Regions from separate parts of the Mus musculus genome. Here all the other regions are linked to region 4. Evidence: chromatin contacts called from ENCODE POLR2A ChIA-PET data. All regions are on one chromosome and are shown on one strand. Each heading gives the region's core, a stretch centred on a gene start or an enhancer-like site at or near the end of the contact. The rest is flanking DNA. Distances are from core to core; before and after follow the strand shown.

Region 1 (3,434 bases), core at 101-2,600, 220 kb before region 4:
CTCTCTGCTTTTCAGTCCCAGCTTCCTCATCACTATAACAGATAATCTAGAGTATTATTGAGATCTATTGAGGAATCTAGTGTGTTAGTTACCATCTCTACTTAATTAAATTAATTAAATTTAATTAATTAATTAATTAATTAAGAGACAGGGTCTCTGCATGTAGCTCTTGCTGTCCTGGAACTTTCTATGTAGACCTCGAACTCAGATAGATCCACCTGCTTCTACCTCCCCAGGGCTGGGAATTTAAAGATAAGGATCAGAGAAGAGGTAATGTATCCGGGGATATAGGAACTCAGGTCTGGACATCAATGTCTTCATCAGACACATTCTCAATAAGAGCTGTTTTATAATTCAGCTTTTCCCAGGGGACTTAAAATTCTCTAATGAGAGAGCAGCAGTGGTACCAACGGCTACACTGGGGCGAGTTAAATTTTCTAGATTCTATCAGCTCCTCCAAAACACAACACAACACAACACATATTCTAACTATAAACAGTGCACTTGCTAAGCAAAAGATCCCTCTCTTCCAACCAGATGGCCTATTCTAAGCCCCGCCTATGTGCAATTCTGGAGCAGCTTCAAGCAGTGGGGAACACAGGCAATACTCCCTCACTCATTCTATATTATTTTGTTGAGCACCTACTGCGCTCAGCAAATCCTGTAGAGCAGAAAACTGAACTACACAACCGTTTCGATTTGCGACAAGGAGGCTCTGTGGAGAGAGAGAGAGAGGGAGAGAGAGAGAGAGAGGGCACCACCACCACGCGACACTCCCGGGAGAGCATAGCCGCAGCTCGCTCGGGCCGCACGGTGCCTTAGCGCCTGGAACCTCTACCAGTGACCCTGGAGCACACTCTCCTCAAGCCTAGGCTCCAAATGGAGCCCGCAAGCAAGGTGTCCCTTCCTCAAGCTCCCCCACCACGCCCCCAGCCCGGGTAGCGCGGCCAAACCGGCCCCTACCCGCGCCACGCTCCCCGGACTAGCCCTGGCAGGGCGCCCCCTACCCGCTTCTCCCGCCTGTATGCCCCTGGATTCCGCCCCGGCCGGGGGCCCGTCCCCGGCGCCAGGCCGACCCCGAGGTCTCCCTCTCTGCTCTGACCCCCTCGGTGCGCTGCTCCCGCCCTCCTGTCTCCTCCCAGCCAGATACTACCTCCTTGACCGAGGCTTGATCGCAGATCACGATCTCCTCCTTGTCCTTGGGGGTCTTGACGGTGACCCGAATCTGGGGCCTCGTCTCAGCCCCACTCGGCTCCGCCATGCCGCCGCCCGGCCGCCCGCCAGCCCGTCCGGCTCCTCCTCCTCCTCCTCCCGGCCCGCCCGGCCCGGCCCGACTCCGGGGCCTCCAACTCCCCCTCCCGCCCCTCCCCAAGGCTCCGCCGCCCACTCCGGACAGCCGCAGCCACAGCGCCCCGGGCGGCCTGGGGGAGCACTGCAGCTGGGGCGGCCCAGGCCCGAGCAGGGTGCGCAGCTGGCCCGGGCCGGACAGCGCGGAGGGCGGGAGATTCAGGGCCGCCTGCGGCTCCCTCCTGTTCGGACAAAGGACTTTCGTTGTCGCCGTCTTATCTCCGTTCCCTGGGGTCACTTGGTTTTCTTGAGAGGCCTGGGTTCGTTCCTGGTTCAGGACGTCCTTAAGACCTCTGCGGATTCGAGCAGTCGTGGCCTCCGGGGAACCGCCCCGAGGGAGCCATTAAGGACGGTTTCAGAGACCTGGAGTTTGCCTACGTGGCTTCTCTGAGCCTTGGGAGTAAAAGAGCAAGACCCCACAGAATTGTGACTAGCGTACAATATTGCTTTAAAAAATGGTCAAGGATGTGCCTAACAGATAGATTTATTATTAGATTGCGATTGACCAGTAGGCACGAAGGCGTCCTTCGCGTGGAAGATGTTAAAAGTATTTCCACCGTTGCCACTGTCCTTGCGCTCCCGCTCTCCCCCCCCCCAACTCCACAACCACATGGTCCCACTGGAACGCTGAACTATGGTTCCCAGAATTCCTTGAGCGATCACATGAAACTACGATTCCCAGAGGCCCTCGCGCGGGGCGGGAATTGGGCCAGAGCCTCAGTAGATGGGCCCGGTGACTACAACTCCCAGGCGCCTCGTAGCTGGGCTCCTGGGCCACCGGAAGCGACTGAGGGAGAGCAAGAGGCTGCGACTGTAGGGGTGTGTTGGTGCAGGTCAGGGTTAAGAGACGCAGGCATGCTGCGTCCCAAGGCTTTGACGCAGGTGCTAAGCCAAGCCAACACTGGAGGAGTCCAGAGCACCCTGTGAGTGAACAAGAACCCAAGCAGCGAGCGCTGGAATGGGGCGGCGCGCGGCTGTCTGCAGTAGGGGTAGGGAAGAGCCCTACGCCGGGAGGTGGCTAATGTTGCAAGCTGCAGCTTCGGAAACCCTGCTTGAGGGCTTCCTCGGAAAGGGAAATGGACAGTTGATTAGCGTGTTCCTGGATTCTTGCTTCCTAAAAGCGCCAGTAGCTGGAATTGGGATAGGAACTCAGACCTTTCACTCTTCCTGAGTTTGTTGATATCCTTCCCATTCTTGCCAGGCTGCTGAATAATGAGGGATCGCTGCTGGCCTACTCCGGTTATGGGGACACAGATGCCCGGGTCACTGCGGCCATCGCCAGTAACATCTGGGCCGCGTATGATAGGAACGGGAACCAAGCGTTTAATGAAGACAGTCTCAAATTTATCCTGATGGACTGCATGGTATGGAGTAAAGTAGGCTGACTTCGAACTTGCAATGATTATCCTGCTTCTGCCACCTCAACCCTGAGATTGCAGGTGTGCACCATCGCACCTTGCCAAATAAAACATAGATATTAAAAAAGGAAGTGAGAGTACGGTGCTGGCCTATGTGAGGGTCCATCTCAGTGAAAAGGAGACATTTGTTAAAAGATCCGAAGGACGATAGGAAAGGGGAAGAGAATTAAGCCATACAGCAATCATTTGGGGAAATATTTCTAACAGTGCTTGCTATGGTGGCTTATGCCTCTAGTTCAGTACACGAGAGACTGAGGCAGGCTCTCTTCGAGTATTTGTTTTCTTTCTTTCTTTTTCTTTTTTTGTTTTTCGAGACAGGGCTTCTCTGTGTAGTCCTGGCTGTCCTGGAACTCACTCTATAGAATCAGGCTGAACTCTGAAATCTGCTAGCTTCTGCCTCCCAAGTCCTGGGACTAAAGGTGTACACCACCACCGAGCAGACTTTGCAAGTATTTCTGACAACAGCAATTGCAAAGGGCCGAGGGCGGAGTGAGGCTTGGACAAAGATCAGTAAAGATGGAGCATCACAGAATGGGAAAAGGTTGTCGGGAGAAAGGGCTAAAGTCCTCTGAAGAGTGGCAGTGTGCAGAACTGAAAAAGGTGTTTGCAGTGGGGAAGGCCCCTTGGGAAGCTCTTCACTGTCATGCTGGCAGCCCATTCTTTACACCC
Region 2 (3,438 bases), core at 7-2,506, 240 kb before region 4:
ATGGTAGCTCACAACCATCTGTAATGAAATCTGATGCCCTCTTCTGGAGTGTCTGAAGACAGCTATAGTGTACTTACATATAGTAAATAAGAGTGAGGGACATAAAACTAAGGGAACTGACTGGAAAATCCACCTGCTGGTCAAAAGAAACCCCCATAGTAAGTTGGGCCTGTTTTGAAGAATCCAGATCAAGGCCTGGATTCTGTTGCTCAGAAGTGAATTGCCAAAGGTAATCTTGCTCTAATTCTAGACAGGGGAAGTAAGATATAAATGGAAAAATATATAAAAGGAAAGAACAACAAAAAAGTGCTCATAGGAGCCAGCAGTGGTGGCCCATGCCTTTAATCCCAGCACTCGGGAAGCAGTGTGAGAGACAGACAGATGTCTGTGAGTTTGAGGCCAGCCTGGTCTAAGAGTGGACTCTTCGACAGCCAGTTAAGAAACTCGGCCTTGAAAAACAACAAACAACAAAAAAAGTGATTGTAAGTGAAAGAAGAAAGCTGGGAGTCCGCACCCGAGGTAAGAGGACAGATGTACACTCTGTGTCTGCATTTCCTTTTTCACAAGCTGAATTTATCCCTGCCTTTGAAAGCCTTCTGAGACCCCAAAGTGGTTTCTTGTAATTCACCTAAGGATGTCTTCACCTTCAAAAAGCACCCGACAAAGGTAAGCCCTCTAGTATATTCATTCATTCATTCATTCACTCACTCACACACTGCACTCGATACTGGAGGACTCCAAAAGAGAATTCACTCCCCAACAAAACGTTCTCTATGCCCACGTGGAAACTCGGAATTCAGAAGGAAGCTGGCGAACTCTAGGCCGTTACCTGGAGCCGACGTTGTAGATGTTATACTGCAGGGTCAGGTCCCTCCCTTCCACAGCGTATCTGTTGAGCAATGATTTGGAGGCCAAAAGCCTGGCTCCTTCTTCTGCTTGACTGACGGCTAACAGAGCCAACACCACAACCGCCAGCAGCCTCATCTTTGGAAAAAAGCAAAGTGAGCAATCGACCCAAGCATGGGAAACACTGCCAGCCAGGCAGCCTGTGCGGCGCCACACTCCAGCCCCGCCGCCAGGTCCGCAGCCGCGAGCCCAAGCCACAGCAGTGTGTACCGCGCTGCCGGCCAGGCGGGGTCAGCGGGGACCCCAGCGCTCTTGCGTCTCCCAGACTCACCGTGAGCACCCCAAACGCCTCCCTGGGCCACAGACAACCGGAAAACAACGTCAGCCTCCGAAAGACCGGAAACGGATCTGACCGGAAACCCTGATGTCCCTTCCTGTGCCTTATGGATGTTGTAGTTCTGAAACAAGCCCCACCTTCCCCTTTATGGCGGCTGATACCCCAAAGGAGTTGAGTTACCTAGAGTCCTTGACTCTTTCCTGTGTGTCCTCCAATTTCTTCTCATTAATGCTTACCCCATGGAAAACCCCTCTGTTTAAACTAAAACGAAATAAGCTGCATAGGCACAATTTCAAAGTTCAAAGAGTCGCCGACTTTGTTTTAAGGCTGAAGTAGCTGATATAGCCTTTCCTTGAATTCTTAGATTTCCAAGCTGCTAGTCACTGCCTTATGTAATTAGCACTTTATAGAGACTTCAGACAACTAGTAAACAGGGCCAGAGAGACCCCTCGGCAGGTAAAGGCACTTGCCACCATGCCTGCCCACCTGAGTTTGAATCCTTGGACCCATTTAATAGGGCACCGACAAGTTCTCCTCTGAACTCTACATGTGCACACACACATGTGCATAAACACATGAACATGTAAACATGCTTATAGCACATGTGCAGGAGAGTTCTTCCACATCCCTTCTGTAGCACTCTTACATCCAGGATGGGTTTACTCTGCACCTGCTCTGTGCTCTGGCACTACTATAGATGCTGGTGGGGTGATGAGAGAACCTTCTCCCACTGCGCCTGGCTCTCCTGGGACAGACACCCTATGCTTCTTTTTTTTCTTCTTTTTTTGAGACTGGCCTAGAACTCACAAGAGATCCCTTGGCTTCTATTGTCTAAGTGAAACTAGGATTAAAGGCATGTGTCACCATGCCTGTTGTGTTTATAAAAAGATAAGGAGAGGAAATGTGTTTGGTGGATGTGTGGTAAGGTGTGGGGTTAGGGAATGCCACCGCGGGCTCATGCTGAGGCATCCCTTCCCCCCACCCCCAGGGACTAGCCACAGGACAGTATAGTATAGAATAGTTTATTCAGGGCATGGGAAGAGGAGCTGAGAGTTAGGAGAGAGAGAGAGAGAGGGAGAAGTAGAGGCTGGCCATCAGCTCATGGAAAGAAAGAGTGGAGAGAGAGAGAGAGAAAGAGAGAGACAGAGACAGAGAGAGAGAGAAAGAGAGAGAGAGAGGAGGGGCAAGCAGCCCCTTTTATAGTGAGTCAGGCACACCTGGCTGTTGCCAGGTAACTGTGGGGTGGAGCTTAAACAAAATGCTAACAATGCCTAACCCTTTGATTGACCTACCCCCCATTTTTTGTGGGGAGGGGGTTCTTTATATACCTGAACTCTATGTAGATCAGGCTGGTCTTGAACTCTGAGATCCACTTGCTTCTGCCTTCTGGTGCTGGGATTAAAGGTGTGCGCCATGGCTGCCTGGCTTGATTGACTTCTTACAACTATTTACTTTTTTTTTAGAATACTTTATTATTATGTGTTTGAGTGTTTTGCCTGCATGTACATATGTGCACCATGTGTATGCCCAGTGCTCGAGGAGGTCAGAAAAGACAGCTATCACCTGAGCTAGGAAAAAATCCAATTGCACTTCCTGCTTCCACGTGTTCGCTCTTTTGAGCTCGGTCTCTTGGTCAAGAATACAGGGTGAAGCCCTGTCTCTCAAAAAAACAAAAACCAAACTGTGATGGTTTGTATATCCTTGGACCAGGGAGTGGCACCATCTGAAGGTGTGGCCTTGTTGGAATAGGTATGACCTGGTTGGAATGGGTGTGTCACTGTGGGTGTGGGTATAAGATCCTCACCCTAGTTCCCTGGAAGTCAGTCTTCCACTCGAAGCCTTTGGATGAAGACATAGAACTCTCAGCTCCTCCTGTGCCAGGCCTGCCTGGATACTGCCATGCTCCCACCTTGATGATAATGGACTGAACCTCTGAACCTGTAAGCCAGCCCCAATTAAATGTTGTTTTTTTATAAGACTTGCCTTGGTCATCGTGTCTGGTCACAGCAGTAAAACCCTAACTAAGACACAAACCAAACAGAATAAAGTGTGCTTTGTCCAGACTCTTCAGTTGGAATGGTGATCTTTTTCTTTGAAGACCCAAACTTCTTATTTTTGGTTTTTCTGTGTAGCCTTGGCTGTCTGGAACTTGCCCTGGAGACCAGGCTGGCCTCAAATATACAAAGATCTACCTGCCTATGCCTTTCAAGTATCTAAACTCTTCTTCTTTTTTTCCTTTCTTCCTTTCCAAAAAA
Region 3 (3,603 bases), core at 813-3,312, 200 kb before region 4:
TCCAGCCCCAACACTGGGATGGATGAAGTGGAATATGTGGTAGGGGCCCCAGCCTGCCTCCCCTCCACTGCCAGGAACTGGCCTTCTTCTTTACTCCCGCGGAATGCAGCCCCTCCATTGTTCCCCACCGTGGGACAGCTCCTCCCCCCACTCCACCTCCCAGCCCAGCCCCTTTGCCATATCCAAATCCCGCCCCCCCCCCACAAGAAGCTAGGAGGGGAAGGGTCCCTAAGATCCAGGTTGTTCAATTTGGGTCCTTACCAACACTCCCACCCATCCAGGGATGCTGGGCTGGGAGGGTGTGGTAACATACTCCATTGGCTTAATTCAACACCCCTCCCAGCACACCCAGACACGCACCCCCCCCCCATATTCCAAGTGGAGGTTTCTGTCCTGTCCCCCTTCACCGACATGCCCTTCCTGGCCTGTCCCATGAATTCACTCAGAGACTTCTCTGCAGACCCCTAGCTCCAGGCCGTGGCCAGCCCAGAACAAAAGCAAGACGGAGGAGGAGAGGCCCACGCCAAGACTGGTACTTCCTCAGAAATTCCCCTCCCCAAACACAGGGGCCCTCCAACTTCGGTGTGTAAGCGACCAAGGGACCCCTCTTTGCCAAGGGCTCCCTCATCACCTCTCCCCAGACTGGGACCCTCCCCTGGGCCACACCCCCTTTCATTCCTACACTCAGCCCAACAAAGAGGCAGCTCTTCAGTCGGGCTTCGTGGACTAGGTCTCCCTCAGAGTCCCCAACTCCAACAGCAGAAGGTCCCAGGAGTGCCCCCTCCCCAGTATACAAGCAGAAACTAGAGTAGGGGCTCCCAAGTAATTGCACATTCCGTCAGTCCTTCCAGCCAGGAGCCGACACCCCCTCCGCACAGACCCTGGGATTGGGAGGCAGCTCCCCCTCCCCTTTCCTCTCCCAGTTCCAGGATATTTCTTTGTCTACGGGCGGAGCCCCAGGGGAGGAAGGGTCCCGAGAGTCGTCCCGACTAGGGGTAGCAGGGAACTTTGTGGCACTTGGAATCTGGGCAGGGGGCGGGGCCCCCTTTGTCGGGAAGGGACAGAGCCAGAGGCGCGCAAAGAAGGAAGCGATGAACTTTCCGTGCCGGGGACAGCAAGCCCCCACTCCAACCCTCGCAGTGTCCAGACGCCCGCTTACCTTGCCTGCCCACGATCTCGGCCACGTGCTCGGAGGTGGGCACGGGAACGCACTCCGTGGTGTTGCTGCTGCCCTTCAGTCGCAGCTCGGCCTCTTTGTAGAGCGCGCAGAGCTTGGCGTCGTTCGCCCCTTTGGGGGCGGTGGGGGGCTGGGGCGTCTGCGCCGCGGGGGCCGCGCTCGGGGCGGCCGGGGCCGCCGCGGGCGGCGGCGGCGGGGCCGGCTGCGGGGGGGCGGCCGGCTGCGCGGGGGCGCCGCCCCCCCCACCTCCCCCGTCCTCGCCCGCCGTGGGGGCGGGGGGCTCCCCCAAACCCAGGAGGCAGAGTTGATCAAGAGCCAGCTGAAGGGCGCGCTCGTCTTCCAGCAGCCCTCGGTCCTTAGCGCTTCCCCCGAAACATCCTAGTTCTCCAAAGCCCCCATTTCTTTCCATTATTCCAGATACCACTAGACTAGGCATGGCGAAACAAAAGCTGGGGGAGAGAGGGAGAGAGAGAGGTGGTGGAAGGGAGAAGAGGAGAGAGGAGGGGAGGGGAGAGGAGAGGAGGGGGTGTGTGGGGAGGGGGAACAAAGAGCTGGGGAGGGGGGAAGAAAGCGAGATAGAAAGATAGACCCACCCCTAAGCCCCCCTCCCCAAGCACCCTGTAACCTGACTCCCCTCGCCCCAGCCCCCGGGTGGGGGTGGGGGAAAAGAAGCAAAACCAAGAAAGCAGATCTCCTCTCGCTCCGGGGTGACGGGGTGGGGTGGGGGGCTGCGGGCCCTAGCCCCCACCCCTCCGCCTCGGACCCAGAGTCTCTACCCTCCGCCGAGCAGACGCCCCCTTAGGTTCCCGCACCGAGCCCCAGTCCCGGAGCGTCGCTCAGTGGCCCCCAATAGAGCCCAGCCCCTTCCAGCGCTCAAACTCTTTTGTTTTAAATGAACTGGATGGAGCAGCATGGAACTGACGGGAGGGGGGCGCGCCGGGGGCGCCCGGGGCATGCCGGGAGTTGTAGTTTCCCGCCCTCGGGCGCGGGGAGGAATTCCTCAACCCGGGCAAGAAGGGGATTGCGCCCCTCGGGCTCTGCCCACTGGTCACGGGAAAAGCCTCGGGTGGGTTGGGAGTTGTGGTCCGAGAAATTTTAGGAGCTGGCAGTATGCGGGAAGGGAGCGGGTGTGGAAAGGCGTTTCTCCTCTGCCCGCGGGTCCCGGGCCTCTTTCTTATGGTAATGAGGGCCGGGGCGGAGCGGCCTCGTGGCTGCAGTGCCCTCCCTCCTCCCGCGCGCGATCGCGGAGTCCACGGGCTCGGGCCTCTGGGAGAGAGCTGGTGGAGCAGACAAAGCCCGCGGCCGCTACAGTGGGAGGAGCAGGTCTCTGCGCTGTGTGGGGGCCAGGAAGGGGCGTTCGGTTGGGGGTGGGACCCCCGGTAGAGGATGTGGTTCCCTCTCTTCTCGGAGGTAGCAAGCCCTTCCCCCTCCCCCAGCCCCCCAGTTCCGGGATCTCAGAGGCCACGACTGGGAGGTGAGTTAGTTCGTGCCCCCGTGGTCCGTGCAGTGACCCGGGGAGGATGAGGAGGCGTGGAGGGAGAGGATGGGGGTGGGGGCTGATCCGGGAAGCCAGAAGGGTCCTAGAGGCTTCGTATGGCTTAATTTGGAGCCTTGAACCTTGAGTAACAGGAGTGAGATTGGGGGCCCCTGAGAACCCAGGTTTTTTATTTTTACTTTTTTAGACCTGAGCCTCGAATATAGTGGAGGAAATCTTTTGTCCCTTAGGACGGTCATTTCGCTGTTTCCTTTGCCTCCTTTATAAACCAGTAATTCAGCCCTTTTAACCCTAGAAATATGGCGAAAGAGATCATAAATAAGCTTTTAAGATTTGACTGTTAAGAGGGGAGTTAGAGTGTACTGCATTCTTTTCTCTTTCTTTCTTTTTTACTTCCCCCCTACTCTGTATCTTCTGGTTTTTGTTTTTGTTTTTCTTTCAAGAGAGGGATGGGATCTAAAGGTCTTGTGGTCAGGCTCAAGGAGTCACCTCCCCAAGTTGGATCACAGTAGATGGGTATGCTGGGTGGGTAGGAGTCCCGCCCCTGCCCGAGGGGTTTCCTTTGGGAAATCTGAGCTAGTCTAGAGGAAAAGTTTTGCATGAAGGTAGGGCAGTAGATTGACAATGGGGATGTCAGGAGGCACAGTGAGGCCAAAGGCCAGGAGGGCTGAGCTCAGGCCCGGTCCTTATAAGCTGATTTTTGGAAAGTGCGTTTGCACAGCATTTGGGAAGGCTGGAGTCTGAGCTGAGTGGTCGGTGGGTATGAGAGTTGTGGCTCTCCCCCTTCGGTATAGATGGTGAAGGAGAACTTTGAGCTGAGGGACCTGGCTAGCTAGAGTAGGGGAGGAGGTGCCCCACATGGAGGACTTTATGGGAGTGGATGCTCTCGCCTTCCAGCAGGAGTGGAGGAAGGCTTCTGACTCCTGTTCAC
Region 4 (3,743 bases), core at 1,004-3,503:
GAGTTCCAGCCCAGTCTGATCTACAGAGAGAGCTCCAGAACAGCCAGGGCTCAAGAAACAAACAAAACTATAATCTCCCTTTGAAAAACCACAAAAATTAGTCTTGTCTCAAATCAAAGTCGTACAAATATTTCTAAAATAAGTACAGAGTTAATAAACCTAATAAATTCAGTGGTGTTTATAGATTCCCCAGCAACCCCTTTCTTCCTTCTTTTTCTTTGGATAGCCTTAAAAGAAATCAAAATGCTCTATTTGTAGATTGCTAGCTTCAGGAGTTTTTCCAATTTTCTGAAACTCAATGACAGCTCCACAGACTAACACATTTATCAAAAGTCAGAATGTCATCACCAGTGCCTTACACACACACACACACACACACACACACACACATGCATGTACACACACCAAACACAAACATAACAAAACTGGCTGCCTCAGTTGTTTACCCTGCTCAAAACCAACACAGTCACAGATAACCCCCCCCCCACACACACACACACATACCCACATACATACATACAAGTCACATACTGCAAGCAACCTGTCACACACCAGCTCAACCTGTCAGTCCTGAGAAAGGAAGGTGTGAGAAATTGAGAAAGCTGGCCTGACACAGTCAGAAGATTGTCCAGAGCCATTCCCCAGGCTGGAGACAAGCAAGGAATATCGAAGACACTGCCCACGCTGTGTCTGACAGGCTGCTCAGCACTTCGAGGCATGACTGGTTACACAAGCCATTTCTGGAGAACTCCTCGGCCTGGGGATCACTGCTTGGGGCCCCTTGGTGGGATGGAAGCCGTGGCATCAACTTCCTATTTCCAAACAGGCCTACATTCCCTTTCGCCTCCTAGCTTACAAGGCCAGAAGAGGCAGAGCACATGAATCAAGCAGCTCTGGGTTTTCTCATGGCAGCCTCCATTCAGCAGGGCCTGAGGTAAGACGGAAGCTGGAGCTCCACCTCCTACTAGAAGGCAGAACAGTCAGCGTGGTCTCCACTCTTCATCTTCCCATGACTCAGCTCTGCGATCTACGTTTTACCTACACTCTGTGGACATGAGATCCTAAGGAAGAACTGAGTCACAGGGTGCCTGCACCGATGAACCCAAAGTCCTCCTTCCTAGTCAACAAAATAATTAGCCTTTCTAGTCTTTATTCCAACTCAAGAGTCCACAAAATGTAAGCCATAATGGATTTCATAGTGTATTCAAATCAAACCTATATATGTATATAAAATTTGAAATTTCTTTCTTAAAAGATTTACCTTTAATTTTTGTGCACTGGTGTTTTGCCTACACGTATGTCTGTGCGAGTGTCAGATCCCATAGTTACAGTTAATGAGCTGCTATATGGGTGCTGGGAATCGAACCAGGAACCTCGGGAAGAGCAGCCAGGGATGAGCCATCAATCAAATTCTGTTTTTTGTTTGTTTGTTTTTCGAGACAGGGTTTCTCTGTGTAGCCCTGGCTGTCCTGGAACTCACTCTGTAGACCAGGCTGGCCCAGAACTCAGAGATCCACCTGCCTCTGCCTCTTGAGTGCTGGGATTAAAGGCGTGCGCCACCACGCCCGGCTCAAATCCTTCCTTTTAAGGAAGAAACTGAGGCCCAAGGTCACATAGCGAGAGGGGCAAATGAAGGACATGAACCTGGTTTGGAGGACGTCAGTCAATGGCTGTTTCCAGTAAACCACAGGTGCCCGGTAGGGTTCTGAGCACCAGTCCCTTTCGGGTCTTCTCCACCCGTGACCCCCATCCTCAGCTGCCCCCAATTCCCACCGGCTCTCTCCAACTCCGCAAAGCCCCGCGTCACGCTAGGCTCACCGCGGCAGGGGTTCCTGCACTCGCTTCAAACCTCCCACCCACCCACCCACCCACTGCTTCTCAGCTCCTCCCGGGACGCCCGCCCGCACCCCGCTGCACCCCCGCCCTCGCCCGGCCCGCCCGCCAGCCGCAGGCCCCGCCCCTCGCCGGCCCCGCTTCCCCGCCGCGGCTGCACACACACACCCTGGCCCTCTCACCGGTAAAGCCGCTTGGTGTGGAGGACCTTTGCCTCGGGTTCGCTGCTCTCCCCTGGAGGAGGGCCTTGGCTCATGGTGCCTGGGCCCGAGGGCACCTCCTGGTCACAGGCCCCCGCCACCCACCACTGGCGCCTCCACTGCCGTCTCCAGCTGTACCCGCAGCCGCCACTGCCGCCGGCCCTGCTCGGCCGCCATCGCTGTGAGGCGGCTGCCTGAGATGGCTCCTCCTCCACCTATCAAATCTCGCGATAGCTGCCGCCAAGCCGCGGACCGGCGACCAACCCACCAAGTCTCGCGAAAAATTGCCTTCTCTCTCCGGGAAGTCAACCGAGCTGGTTGTGGGTGGCATGGCTTCTGCTGGGCTTAAGTCCTCGGGGGACACTTTATTGCCACAGATGTAGAGAAACTGAGCGTTCTAGCGCAGGCTCATCCGCCTAGCTCGTCGGCAGCCGAGGCAACCTGCAGCGAGTTCCCACCCTGCTACGTGCAGAGACCCTGTCTCAAGTTTAAAAAGAGCGCGCTGGCGAGATGACTCAGCGGCTAAAGGCGCTTGCGGCCAACCTGAGCCCGACCCCTGGAGCCCGCATGGTATAAGGTGAATTGACTCCAGCAGGTTGGCCTGAACTTCACACGCGAGCTCCGTGTCACGCTCCCTAGCCCCCAAAATAAAATGAATTTAAAAAAATTAAGTTTCCAGGGGAAAAGAAAAGAGACCGTAGAGTGCAAAGCTCGCCATGGGACAGCTAGGTGCTGGAGAAGTGACTACCCACATGGCAGCTCACAACCATCTGAAACTCCAGCTCCAGGGGGTCCGAAACCCTCATACAGACATGTTTAGAGGCAAAACGCCAAAGTGCATAAAATAATAAAACGAATGGGCCAGCTATCATTGAATCAGACATCGTTGCAGAAGAGGGGCAGCGAAAAGATTTTAAGATCCGGAGGTTGTGGAGATCGGCATGCACAAGGTCAAGTCAGCTGCCAAAATCCCAGCGCGCCTGAGGGGTGGCTCCTGAAGTTGCTTGTTTTTTAAAGGAATTCTTCCCGAGAGAGTTATTTATTTATATTTTGTGGGTGCATGCATACAACATACACGTGGCCAGAGAACTTGGGAGAGTCAGTTTTCTTTTAAAAGTGTGGTTCTCTGGGGAATCAGACTCAGGTAGTCAGGCTTGGTGAGCCATCTTGTCAGCCCTATTGTTTTCCTAACTATAAGGCGGATCTTTGGGGTTCTCTCTCTCTCTCTCTCTCCACATTATAATGGCAATGTATATACCACTATGCTCCTGGCTCCAGCCACCAAGTCTCCTTTCTATTCCTCAAACTGCCTCAAGTCTTTTTCCATCTGTTGGCTGCGCTGTTCCTCTACAGGGAACTTCCACTGGGTTTCAGCTTCAGTCACCCTAAAGAGGCTCTCACTACTGAAATTCTACTACTGATTTGGTGTGAACTTTAATGTTGGTTACCTGAACAGCTAGAAACCTTGTCACTTTGTTCTTTTCTGTACATGTGCCTAGACTAGCACTTTTTTTGTTTGTTGGAGTGTGTGTGTGTGTGTGTGTGTGTGTGTGTGTGTGAGAGAGAGAGAGAGAGAGAGAGAGAGAGTCTCTACATAACTCTGGCTGCTGGACCAGCCTGGCTTCAGACTCAGAAATCTGCCTGCCTCTGCCTCATGTGCTGGGATTAAAGGCTTGTACCACCACAGAAATAGCGCCTCATTAATAATAG
Region 5 (3,635 bases), core at 1,042-3,541, 160 kb after region 4:
TGTAAGTGAAATAAACCCTTTCCTTCCCAAGCTGCTTTTGGTTAGAATGCTTTATTACAATTTAGAAAGCAAACCAGTAGACTGGCCTTGGACTTGCTGTGCAGTCCAAGCCAGCTTTGAATTCACAATCCTTAGTGTCCCAAGCATTTTTGTCACTAGGCCCACCATTTAAATTATTCTTTATACATATAAAATGGATGCCAGAGTCCCAGCATTTAACCAGTAAGCAGGCTGATGCCAGCCGCACGCACCCTGCCTGTGCTCTTTTCCATCCCACCCTCCAACTCTGCTCAGGTAACTACCAACACACCCCACCTTTACCAGCCCTCGGCTCTGCCAATGCTTCTGTTATTTTGTTATATTTGAACTTCAACAACTTTAACTCTGCCTATGCTCTTCCATCCCTGGATGGCTCAGTATTTAAAAGCACTGACTGCCAGGCGTGGTGGCGCACGCCTTTAATCCCAGTACTTGGGAGGCAGAGGCAGGCGGATTTCTGAGTTCGAGGCCAGCCTCTACAAAGTGAGTTCCAGGACAGCCAGGGCTATACAGAGAAACCCTGTCTCGAAACCCCCCCCCCCCCAAAAAAAAGCACTGACTGCTCTTCCAGAGTTCCTGAGTTCAATTCCCACCAAACACATAGTGGCTCATAACCATCTGTAATGGGGTCTGATTCCTTCTTCTGGTGTGTCTGAAGACAGCTACAGTGTACTTATATAAATAAAATCTTAAAAAAAAAAAAAAAGAGTAATTATCCCAACTTGACACTAGGTCACTGCGAGCAACAGTCCCTAACAATATAGGACCCCTGGGTGGGGAGATAGGGCCTCTTGGCTGCTTCACCTGGACAGTGTTTTTTGGGACTCCAGCATCTTAAGCCTCAGCTTGGGATCTGTCTACACGATGTGGCGGCCACTGTAATCTGGGAACGGAACTCCTTCTAGGCAAGTGCTCTACCATTAAACTAAGCTATACCTCCATCCCAATAGAAGGGTTATGTGAGGACCTCTTGAGTGAAAGAGTATAAGACAAACTGTGAAACCTCTCTAAATAAATATTCTTACTACTGTAGCAAGGTGTCTGCACAGATTCAGGCCAATAGCTCTCAGGCTATTCGCACTATAATCTTACCGCCAGAAGACAGGAAAATAGAGCAAGGCGTGTCCAACCTGTGGCCCATTAAAGTGGACGGCATCTGTGACTACTTCTCCAAACAAAATCATTTGTGGCTCTTTTTTTTTTTTTTTTTTTTTTTTAGACCAGAGTCTCTTATATTTCGGGATAGCCTTGAACTTCTAATCCTATATGCACACACCAGGTCGAACTCCAGCAGAACTCCGGGCTCGGAGCTACATCCCCAGCCCCGCGATTTTTTTCTTTTTTAAATATTTATTTGTTTGTTTATTTATTTATTATATGTAACTACACCATTCATTTATTTATTTATTTATTTATTTATTTATTATATGTAACTACACTGCAGCTGTCTTCAGACACCCTGGACTGGCATCAGATCTCATTACAGATGGTTGTGAGCCACCATGTGGTTGCTGGGATTTGAACTCAGGACCTTCGGAAGAGCAATCAGTGCTCTTAACCACTGAGCCATCTCTCCAGCCCCCTTTTTTAAATAATTCAATCACGCAGTTTTTCGGCGTGGACTTTGTGGTTAACAGTTTTGACAATGACAAATCGTTGCATTCGCCTGTCGGATTCTCCTTCTGGAACGCCCAGGCAATGCCAGATCTTACGCAGTGCTGTCAATCTCAGTAAAATTGCCAAGGCTGAGGGTGCTAATTCTCAATTTGTGCAGGAAGTTGACGATGGGGGTTTTACGCATGCGCACCTCCTCAGAGCCCCAGAGAAACTGCCCAAAACTAGAGCTTCACGTAGTTTCACCCTTGCTGAACCTTCTGAGTACTACGCACGCATCTTGTGCAGGCAGCGGTTGGCCGGTGCTTCCATCACTCACCCGAAGGGCCAATGGAGTGAGCCTAGTTACCTACTTCCCCCTGAGTAGCAGGCGGCGCCGGGCGTGGCTTGAAGGCCTTTGTTCCACGCGCGGCGGAACTTTACGAGAGGCTCCGGAGCGTGCTCTGCCACCTGCTAAGCCCCGGAGACGCAGTCAAGGGTCTCAGCGACACCTTGGGGGAGTGGGGCAGAACGTACGGAAATGGATGTTAGGCGACTCTACAGCCTACCTTCTATACCCGCCCCCTTTCGCCTTAGAGTGGAGGGTTACTTTGAAACCCGGAAGCAATTCATCTCCGGAACACACCGCGGGTCACGTGGGGGCGGTGCGTAACGGGCGCGTGATCCGGCGTCCTGCGGGTCTTCCCCTCCCCAGGGGCACCCAGCATGCTTTGGGCACGTGGCAGCTCATGTCCTAAATAGGAGTAGTCCTGGGCCGCTATCCTGTGAGGGTGGAGACGCTCCCCGAGACTGGACAGACACCGAGAGGTGGAGCTGAGCCAATACGAGGCTAAGGGGTAAATCTGACTCACCCGAGAGGCCGGAACTGACCTGCTGCAAACTACCAAGGAACTTCGCTAGGCTGGGTGGCTAGAACGGGGGGGGGGGGGGGGGACCTGTAAACTATGCTAAGGCTACCTCTTCTATTTGAGACCCAAGTCTGAAACAGGACAGGAAAGTGGATTTGCTCTTCGTCCAGGTAGTGAGTGATTTCAGGCTGCAAACATTCAGGTCCAGAGCCTGAGATGAGATCGCCTGGGTCCCTTCCACATCTGCTGATCCTTGAACAAGTTCCCACACAATCACAAGGCTGGAAAAGATAGCCCATGGGACTAAAGGATGAGTCAGACCAAAATAACCACTGGCCTCGTGGCATGAACAGTTAGACAGCACTGATTGCTCCTAAGAACCACTGACCTTGATAGCTGAGTCCAAGAGACCCACACCCTAGTTCTATTTTATATGGCAATACTCGAGGAACTCGTCCTTCAGCTAAAAAAGAGATCAGCTTCAAAAAGTTGCAACTTGGGAGTATTTTTTATTAAAAAAAAATGTGTATGTACACATGTGTCCTGAGGAGACCAGAGGGGTGTTGTATAAGAATGTTTGCTGGGGGAGTCAGTGGTTAAGAGCATTGACTGCTCCTCCAGAGGACCTGTGTTCCATTCTCAGCACCCACATGGCAGCTCACAACTGTCCTTACATAGACAGACATGCAAGCAAAACATCAATGCACATAAACAACAAAAAATGTTTGCTGACCTGAATTGGTTCTAGCACCCATGCCAACATCTCACAACTGCCTGTAACATTAGCTCCAATAAACTTGATGCCCTGCTCCAGCCTCCAGGGACACTCATGCACACACACACAAGAAAATAAAATCCACACCATTGCATACACTAGCAAGATTTTATTGAAAGGACCCAGATGTAGCTGTCTCTTGTGAGACTATGCCGGGGCCTAGCAAACACAGAAGTGGATGCTCACAGTCAGCTAATGGATGGATCACAGGGCTCCCAATGGAGGAGCTAGAGAAAGTACCCAAGGAGCTAAAGGGATCTGCAACCCTATAGGTGGAACAACATTATGAACTAACCAGTACCCCGGAGCTCTTGACTCTAGCTGCATATGTATCAAAAGATGGCCTAGTCGGCCATCAC
Region 6 (3,777 bases), core at 234-2,733, 190 kb after region 4:
CGCAGCAGTCACACACAGGGTCTATGTATGAAGGGCACAGCAGTCACAAACAAAGAACATGACCACTGAAATCCCAAAGCCTCAGTGTCCATTTCTGGGGTATATGGGAAAAGTGCTCTACAGAAGCTCCAGAATTCCCCAACCACCCTACATAACAAGGTTCTCAGCCACTCCCACAATCATCCCACCCCACCCCCATCCTGGAAGACGCAGGAAGGAAATTCATTCACAGGCAAGGCCATGGGAGTTGGGACAGCCAGGCTGAGCACTGGGGCTCGGTGGCCAGAGGCCAGAAGCTGGGTGTCTGAGAACACTGTCAGGTAACTCGCCAATGCTCCCCTCGGCGGATACCTACCGCGGATACAGGGAGACGAACAGAAGGTGGACAGCTCCCAAGGCCAAGCGCACTCAGTAGGCTCCTCTCCGAGATCCGGCCAGAGCAGCCCAAGGTCACCGTCCCAGACGGCAAACTTCCCACAGTCAGGCAGCTCAGACCCACTGAGGGCTAGGGGGAGGGGTAAGATCCACCACTCACACAGCCAAACAGGCCTCGGAGGAAACTCACACGGGTAGGGCAGGAGGGAACGGGATCCACCCACTGTACTCCCCTAGCCTGGCCCCAATGTGCCGGTCAGTCGTAGGCAGAACTGGCACTCAGGACAAGCTGGGTAGTCCAGGGCCACTGGGAACCCCGAGGGCTCGATGGAATCTCTGGGAGGCCTCCCTGCCCCATCTCTGAGGTGGGAGGCCGGGAGCACAGTAGTCCCTTGGGCCAGCCTCACCACTCGAACCCCACTCGCACTGACTCGGCCCGCACCGCACCGTCCAAGAGAAAGGCCTGGAGAGGTCCTGCCAGGTGTTAACAGCTGCAAACTACTGTCCAGGGGTTCTCCAGCCGGCGTTGCTGACACGCCCGACCAAGGGGGCCCCCACGGGCGCGAAATCGCGGCCGGAGCCACGTGCGTTGCGCCCGCCAAGGCGCGAGGCGACGGGGGCTCGGGTACCAGGCGCGGCTGTCACAGCAGACACCCCAGCACCAACACTGCCTCCGTCGCCCCGCCCGGACCGGGACGCTCGTGCCAGGGCGCCCGTACACCCCTCGCGCTCCAGACCACCCTGAGCCCGGCCGCGCGGCGTGGGGGAGGGGTTCTTAAAGGGGCCGACGCGCGTCGTGACTCACCAGCCCGTGGGGGGGACGGGGTGTCACGGCGCCCGGAGCCTCGGCCCGGTCCGCCGAATCCTCGGTTACGCGAAGCCGCAGCTCCGACGGGAAACAGCGAAGGCGCCGCGTCCACGCGGCCTGGGCGGCGCCACAGGGCCGGGACCCCCTGGTGCGCGCGGGGGCGGCGGCGGCGGGCGGCAGGCACGCAGCCGAGCGCCCAAGCCGCCTCGACGGTTGTTGATATTTTGCTTCCTTCCTCCTTTCGGGCTCCAAAGGCAACTCCTCCAGCCCCAGACTCGAGGCCGACGTAGGCACCGCGCAGCCTAGCTTGCGAGATGGGAGGGGGGGAAAAGACGAGAGTGATGGACAAGCAGGGGGCCAATGGGAGGGCCCCGCAGGGCTGGGGGCGGGGCCTGGCAGGGAGGCCTGGGACGCAACCCCGCCCCCTGCCCGCGGCCTGCGCCCCACCCCTTTGGGGCGCGCGACCACGGCGCGTGGAGCCCAGATCCCTCCGCCTGCGGGACAGAGCGAGGCTGCGGGTACCTCAGCACCCCAGCTCCAGAGTTGGCAGGGATCTAAGTAAATAAGTTCTGGGGAGATAAGAGTGTTGGTAGGCCCCAGCTCCTACACTTACTGTGTGACAAAGCTCCGAAGCCAGATCGCGCTCTCTTATCTCGTGGTTACCTGGGGAGCTCCGCTGCTCCCTCTACCTGTGACAGGTCCCCTCCTTTCCCCTGACCCGGCTCGGTTGACGCCCAGACATTTAAAGCTACAGTGCATAATTCTCGGGTGATCTAATCTTTTAGTGCCTGCGGGCCCCAGCGCACTTAACTACGGAGGGGGCAATTTAAAGGGGCGGGACCCCAACCACTACCTCCCTTGCCTCACAGGAAACATCCAGAAGCCTTGTCTTGAAGAAATATAACTCTCTCAAAAAAAAAAATCTTTTAAAATCCCCGACGGCCTCTGGGCGTGGTGAATTTTTAAGTGCTTCACAACAAGATTGTGCGCTCCATTGCTTCTGGACCTTTAACCCGTCAGACTTCCTGTCCGCATCCTGTCACTAACAAGTCCTCGGCTGGCTCTACCTGGAGCTTGAGGAAATGACAGAGTCTGGCGTGGACTTCAAAGCCTTAGCAAAACAGAAGCAAGAGGTTCTTCAACAAGCTAGGGTCTGCTTTACTGAACAAAGTCCCTGTTCTGGCTTCTTGTGGGAGAGATGAGAAGAGGCGACAAGTGGTGGGTTAGAAAATTTATAATCTCGGAGTCAGACTGTTTTGGTTCAAAATTTTCCACTATTTCTGAAAAGAGCAAAGCACATCTCTTAACTCTCCATCCTCTTGGGTAAGCTGAAGGTGGTAAGGCCAGGTACATAACTTGTGAATTTGGTGTGAGTTTAGTTCCCAGTAGACTAGTACAGTGCCTCGTGTTGCACTGTATGACCCACACGGGCTGCTCAGCTGAAAATGAGCCCTTTTAGGGCCTGCGTGAGTTCAGAAAAGGCTCATAGTGGGCCAGTTCAATAGGACTATTCTGCAAAGAGCTTGGAGGCATATATGTACCTCCTTAAACAGGAAGCACGTAGGCTTCTAGTCCCTCGGCCTCCCTTTTCAACCCTTCCACTTTGCCCCTCCTTCCAGAAGCCTGATTTATGTAGGATCACACATGGTCCCCAAATGTTGCTCCTTAGTTTTCCTAGTAGTATGGGGGGTGGGGGCACAGAGCTGCCAGTACTCCTTGAGCAGTCTGGTTTGCCCCCAAGACTTGAGTGAAGGCATCTGCCCTTCCCCAAGCCCTGGGAGAACACAGCCTTGTTCCTGCTTGTGGCTATGGTGGGAGCAGAATGGGAAAGTGCCCTCCCCGTGGGGAACCTCCCCTCACTTGTGGCCTCTATTTTTAGTGCTTCCCCAGGCTCTAGCTGGAGAAACCGTTTAGTCATCAGGGTGTTTATTTTTCCGGCTGTTTCCCGACGTCGGGAAAAGCAGAATGTTGAGACTGGAGAGATTCAGGGCTGCTGGAAAAGACGTCTTAGGAACAGGCCTGGGAACACAGCCTTCAGGCCATTGGGTCCCAGCTTGTAGGAAAACAAAACAGGATGGGCCCGGGACAGCTAAGCCCTCAGGAGTGTTCAACCTGCCTCAACCTTGGAGGCTCTCCAAGCTAGAGAACCTAACTCAGTTTGTTTCTCAAAACATAACCAAGGCCAGAAGAAAATTTTTTTCCCAGAATCCCCCTCCCCAGCCTCTCCCTAACTAACTTGGTGAGCTTCCAGCGAGCCATGATCCCAGCCAATCTCAAATATGAGGCTGGCCGTCCATGGCTGTGATTGGTTGGCTGGCCCTCTTTAGACCTGGAATGTTGAGTCCTTTAAAAAGGAATGAGGAAGGAAGGTGAGTCACCTGGGGAAGATATTAAAAGACTAGCAGGAAGAGCTCCGAGAGCTCAGGGAGGTGGGGGCCCTGGACACTCACTGCTGACTTGACAACTCACAGGAGACCAGAATAGGGGGCAGTAAAACTACAAGTGGGACAAAACTCAGACTGTGAAAACGTCTTGGGAGAGGTCTTGATTTCCACGAAAGACTGAAAAGGGCCAAGGTAATGTTGGAAGTTAGA
Region 7 (3,569 bases), core at 922-3,421, 170 kb before region 4:
CTCCCTCTGAAGATCAGATTTAGGACTAAAGCCATCTTGATTGTAGTGGTGACACAGATACTTTGCTAAGAGCTCAGTACAGTTTGGGATGAAAGCCCTCCTTCGTACCTTTTCCACAAAATGGGGGCGGGTAGGATAAGAAGGGTTAAATGTGGTTTTGCTACTGAAGCCAGGAAGAGAAGCCAGGCCAGGGAGGGATTGGGGGGTGGGTAGGAAGGGCTGAGACAGCGGGAACAGGGAACAGCATGAGCCCCACTGCTCACGTTCCACCACTGGCTCACCCACCCGCCTCTGCTTCTTGGTTAGGAAGTAGGGGAGGGAGAAGCAGAAGAAATGGTTTTTGCTGTTGTTTTGTCTGGGAAGTTGAATGGCAACCACACAGCCCGAGGGACTACAGGGAAAGGAAGCCATGTCCTAGGTTCCCTCCCCTAGATGCATCCTGGGTCCTCACCACACTGGAGTCACCCTCACAGAAATAAGAACTCTCCCAGAACCCAGCGCAGTGGCAGTGGCACGTGCCTTTGATTCCAGCACTCTGGGGGCAGAGGCAGGCAGATCTTTGAGTTCGAGGCTGGCCTGGTGTACAAAATGAGTTCTAGGACAGCCAGAAGTTCATAGAGAAACTCTGTCTTGAAAAAACAAAGCGCCAGGCGCACGCCTTTAATCCCAGCACTCGGGAGGCAGAGGCAGGTGGATTTCTGAGTTCAAGGCCAGCCTGGTCTACAATGTGAGTTCCAGGACAGCCAGAGCTATACAGAGAAACCCTGCCTCGAAAAACCAAAAAAAGAAAAAAACAAAAAAACAAAAAAACAAACCCCCCCCCCACCACCAACAACAACAACAAAAAAAAAAACAAAAAAAAACAAAAAAAGCAGCAGCAACAACAAAATCTCTTAAGAGTCCCAACTCAAGCCCACTGCCTGGACCTGCAGGAACTGCAAGCTAATCAGCAATGGACAGGGGAAAGCACATGGCAAAAGGGGAAGGAACATGGCAGAAGGGGATGCCAGGGCCAGTAAGGCTTAGGCTAGGGTTACAGGAGAGGATTAGACAGCTGATCGGGAGTCTTTGATGGAGGCTGGAGACCCCGGGACATGGAACCAGGGGACCAGGTTACTGTATTGGGAGATCATCTAGTCAGGGCCCACCCAGAACTGGCTAGACAGGCATGCAGTGGCTGAGGAGGGGGTAGCTTTGCTGTTCTTGCTCACACCGTTTAAGATGGAACCAGGATGGAGACCCTGCATTAACAACCCTCTGACCCCGTTCCTCTTTTCAGGCCCTTCTCGAAGCCACAAAAATCTGGAACCTGGTGTCCTGGCCATGTGCTGAATGCACGCACAGCACAGCTCTGGTATCTGTTTTAAATTATCCATTAAAATAAGTACAGTCCTGGAAAAAAATAAGTACAGTCTTGGATTTGGTTGGGTGGAGTGAGCTGAAGAAAGGGGCTGAAACGAGGGATTTCAGCAGCCCCTTTTTCCAGCTGTCTAGGTCCAAATGAAAGGGGAGGGGGGAGTGGGCGGGGCCAACTTCTGGCTTCTATTCTTGGCCTTCTCTTGGGGACTGAGGCTTATTTCTTAGATCTAAAACCCAATGTTTGGTTTTAAAGCCAAAAATATAAGGGAAGTGCATAGGTTTGGGTTTTGTTTTTTGTTTTTTCCCGAGGTCCTTGATCTTTGCCCCCAAATTTGAGGGCATAAAGTAATCCCTCAGTTACCTAAAAACACAGCCATTCCTTTGCCATTCCACTCTCCTGGATTGGCCGCTTCTGTGCGCGGGGGAGAGGTGACTCACTATTACTACTGAGGAAAGGGGAGCCAGTGGTGGAAGTGGGGTGAGTCACTGATGGGCAGCAGCTTCAGCCCTCCCCCCAACTTCCTTGGCTCTCTGGGGATGCCTGATCCTCTCCCTCACTTTGCACCTACTTCCCCTGGTCCCTCACCACTACCCTTTGCCCACCCACTCAAATTCTTTGGCTCTGCTCTTTACTCCAGAAGGCCAAAGGCAAGCTTAGAGTTGAGTAGGCAGGAACCAACATTGTGAAGCCCCAGGCCAGAAAGGGGTGTTCTGCAGAGTGAGGGTTGGCATGCTGGCTCCTCCTCACCATACCTGCCCCCGCCCCTTTGGGTACAGGATGGCTCCTTTAAGAGCAGTGGATCCACCCCCTGTAGAGGAGGGCCTATTAGAGCCTCTGCCTGGCTGTCAGTGACTCAGTGTTCGCGGGAACGCTGCCTCAGCCTCAACACCAGCCAACCCAGATCCCGAGGTGCGCCAGCGCCCAGCCCAGATCTCCACGCCTGCCAGGAGCGAGCTTCGCCGGCTCGCTGTCCCCCTGAGCAGCCTCTGTCCTTCTGTCCAAGTCCCGCGCCCTTCTCGGGACCCCTGCCCAGCGGGCAGCACTGTCACCCTGCCGGCCATGGAGACCCCGTCACAGCGGCGCGCCACCCGCAGTGGGGCGCAGGCCAGCTCTACCCCACTGTCGCCCACTCGGATCACCCGGCTGCAGGAGAAGGAGGACCTGCAGGAGCTCAATGACCGCCTGGCCGTGTACATCGATCGCGTGCGTTCCCTGGAGACCGAGAACGCGGGGCTGCGCCTTCGCATCACTGAGTCTGAAGAGGTGGTCAGCCGAGAGGTGTCCGGCATCAAGGCGGCCTACGAGGCCGAGCTGGGGGATGCCCGCAAGACCCTTGATTCTGTGGCCAAGGAGCGCGCCCGCCTCCAGCTAGAGCTGAGCAAAGTGCGTGAGGAGTTCAAGGAGCTGAAGGCTCGGTGAGTGAGGCCCGGCCGGCCGGCACCAGGGAGGCAGCAGTCGCCTGTAACTGGCCATCTAGTCCCCTCCCTCCCCGGAACTGCCTCCCGCGGGTGACTGGCAGTGCCAAGGGTAATAGACATGATAGGACATAGAAGGGAGGGGGTCTCTGTGAGAGGGTGGGGGATATAAAGAGTGGTGGGGGCATTGAGACCAAGTAGCGTTGGTGACAGGGCCTATGCTGTCAAGGTGGGATTTTTCAGTCATTTGGAGCTTGGGGGATGGGCTTGAGGAAGGTAGAACAGGCTCTACCAGGTCTTGGAACTCCCGAACGCCGCCCGGGACACATCAGAATGGGTGAAAGGGTTTTATTAGAACTTTCTTGGTAGGTTTGGCACTTTGCCAATCTTGCCCAACGTGGCTCTGAACACATGATGTCCACTAAGACATAGCGCCCACACTGACATTTGTCCAGTGGTACTGTAATGGAGTTACCAAGGCTGCATAGCCCCTTTCTCCCATGGCTGTGTAAGCACGGCCTTCTCCTGGTTCTTTCTAGGAGCTGAGAATGTCTGGAGCTTTTCCTAGACTCTCAGGCCCACCAGAAGCACACCAGGAGATCTGCTCCCCCGCAGCTCCCACAGCCCTTGGCCTCCCTGGTCGAGGAATGCAAGGGAGGGTGGGGAGGGAGACCGGGCACAGAAGCTAATGGCTCTGGAAATTCTGTTATGCCTGAGTCGGGGACACCCCAGTCTGGGCCCTCTCTGTTTGGTGACTTAAGGGTTTTGGAAGCTCTGTCCTTTCCTTGCTCAGC

Evidence for each region. ChIA-PET counts read pairs that join two places held with the same protein, here RNA polymerase II (POLR2A).
Region 1: POLR2A ChIA-PET joins it to region 4 with 17 read pairs in embryonic stem cell. The contact joins the promoter of Ubqln4 here to the promoter of Smg5 in region 4. POLR2A ChIA-PET finds 5 or more read pairs at or near these places in 4 of 5 experiments (Patski and embryonic stem cell).
Region 2: POLR2A ChIA-PET joins it to region 4 with 15 read pairs in embryonic stem cell. The contact joins the promoter of Ssr2 here to the promoter of Smg5 in region 4. POLR2A ChIA-PET finds 5 or more read pairs at or near these places in 4 of 5 experiments (Patski and embryonic stem cell).
Region 3: POLR2A ChIA-PET joins it to region 4 with 11 read pairs in embryonic stem cell. The contact joins the promoter of Mex3a here to the promoter of Smg5 in region 4. POLR2A ChIA-PET finds 5 or more read pairs at or near these places in 4 of 5 experiments (Patski and embryonic stem cell).
Region 5: POLR2A ChIA-PET joins it to region 4 with 10 read pairs in Patski. The contact joins the promoter of 1700113A16Rik here to the promoter of Smg5 in region 4. POLR2A ChIA-PET finds 5 or more read pairs at or near these places in 2 of 5 experiments (Patski and embryonic stem cell).
Region 6: POLR2A ChIA-PET joins it to region 4 with 17 read pairs in Patski. The contact joins the promoter of Mef2d here to the promoter of Smg5 in region 4. POLR2A ChIA-PET finds 5 or more read pairs at or near these places in 3 of 5 experiments (Patski and embryonic stem cell).
Region 7: POLR2A ChIA-PET joins it to region 4 with 32 read pairs in Patski. The contact joins the promoter of Lmna here to the promoter of Smg5 in region 4. POLR2A ChIA-PET finds 5 or more read pairs at or near these places in 4 of 5 experiments (Patski and embryonic stem cell).

What each region holds. Positions count from the first base shown.
Region 1 is chr3:88,551,632-88,555,065 of GRCm38, reverse strand. It overlaps Ubqln4 (ubiquilin 4), which reads right to left and starts at 1,350. Exons shown (of 11, transcript NM_033526.2): 1 at 1,154-1,350. The coding sequence starts at 1,261. It overlaps Lamtor2 (late endosomal/lysosomal adaptor, MAPK and MTOR activator 2), which reads left to right and starts at 2,115. Exons shown (of 4, transcript NM_031248.4): 1 at 2,115-2,270; 2 at 2,549-2,711. The coding sequence starts at 2,203.
Region 2 is chr3:88,577,426-88,580,863 of GRCm38, reverse strand. Ssr2 (signal sequence receptor, beta) reads right to left here and starts at 1,256. Exons shown (of 6, transcript NM_001356317.1): 1 at 1,178-1,256; 2 at 830-984. The coding sequence starts at 984.
Region 3 is chr3:88,530,405-88,534,007 of GRCm38, reverse strand. It overlaps Mex3a (mex3 RNA binding family member A), which reads right to left and starts at 2,062. Exons shown (of 2, transcript NM_001029890.3): 1 at 1,160-2,062. The coding sequence starts at 1,613. It overlaps Gm38618 (a long non-coding RNA gene), which reads left to right and starts at 2,128. Exons shown (of 2, transcript XR_867447.3): 1 at 2,128-2,651.
Region 4 is chr3:88,334,770-88,338,512 of GRCm38, reverse strand. Smg5 (Smg-5 homolog, nonsense mediated mRNA decay factor (C. elegans)) reads right to left here and starts at 2,253. Exons shown (of 22, transcript NM_178246.3): 1 at 2,016-2,253. The coding sequence starts at 2,089.
Region 5 is chr3:88,176,441-88,180,075 of GRCm38, reverse strand. It overlaps 1700113A16Rik (RIKEN cDNA 1700113A16 gene), which reads left to right and starts at 2,291. Exons shown (of 3, transcript NR_045997.1): 1 at 2,291-2,489.
Region 6 is chr3:88,140,078-88,143,854 of GRCm38, reverse strand. It overlaps Mef2d (myocyte enhancer factor 2D), which reads right to left and starts at 1,483. Exons shown (of 12, transcript NM_001310587.1): 1 at 1,181-1,483.
Region 7 is chr3:88,501,954-88,505,522 of GRCm38, reverse strand. It overlaps Lmna (lamin A), which reads left to right and starts at 2,171. Exons shown (of 12, transcript NM_001002011.3): 1 at 2,171-2,775. The coding sequence starts at 2,420.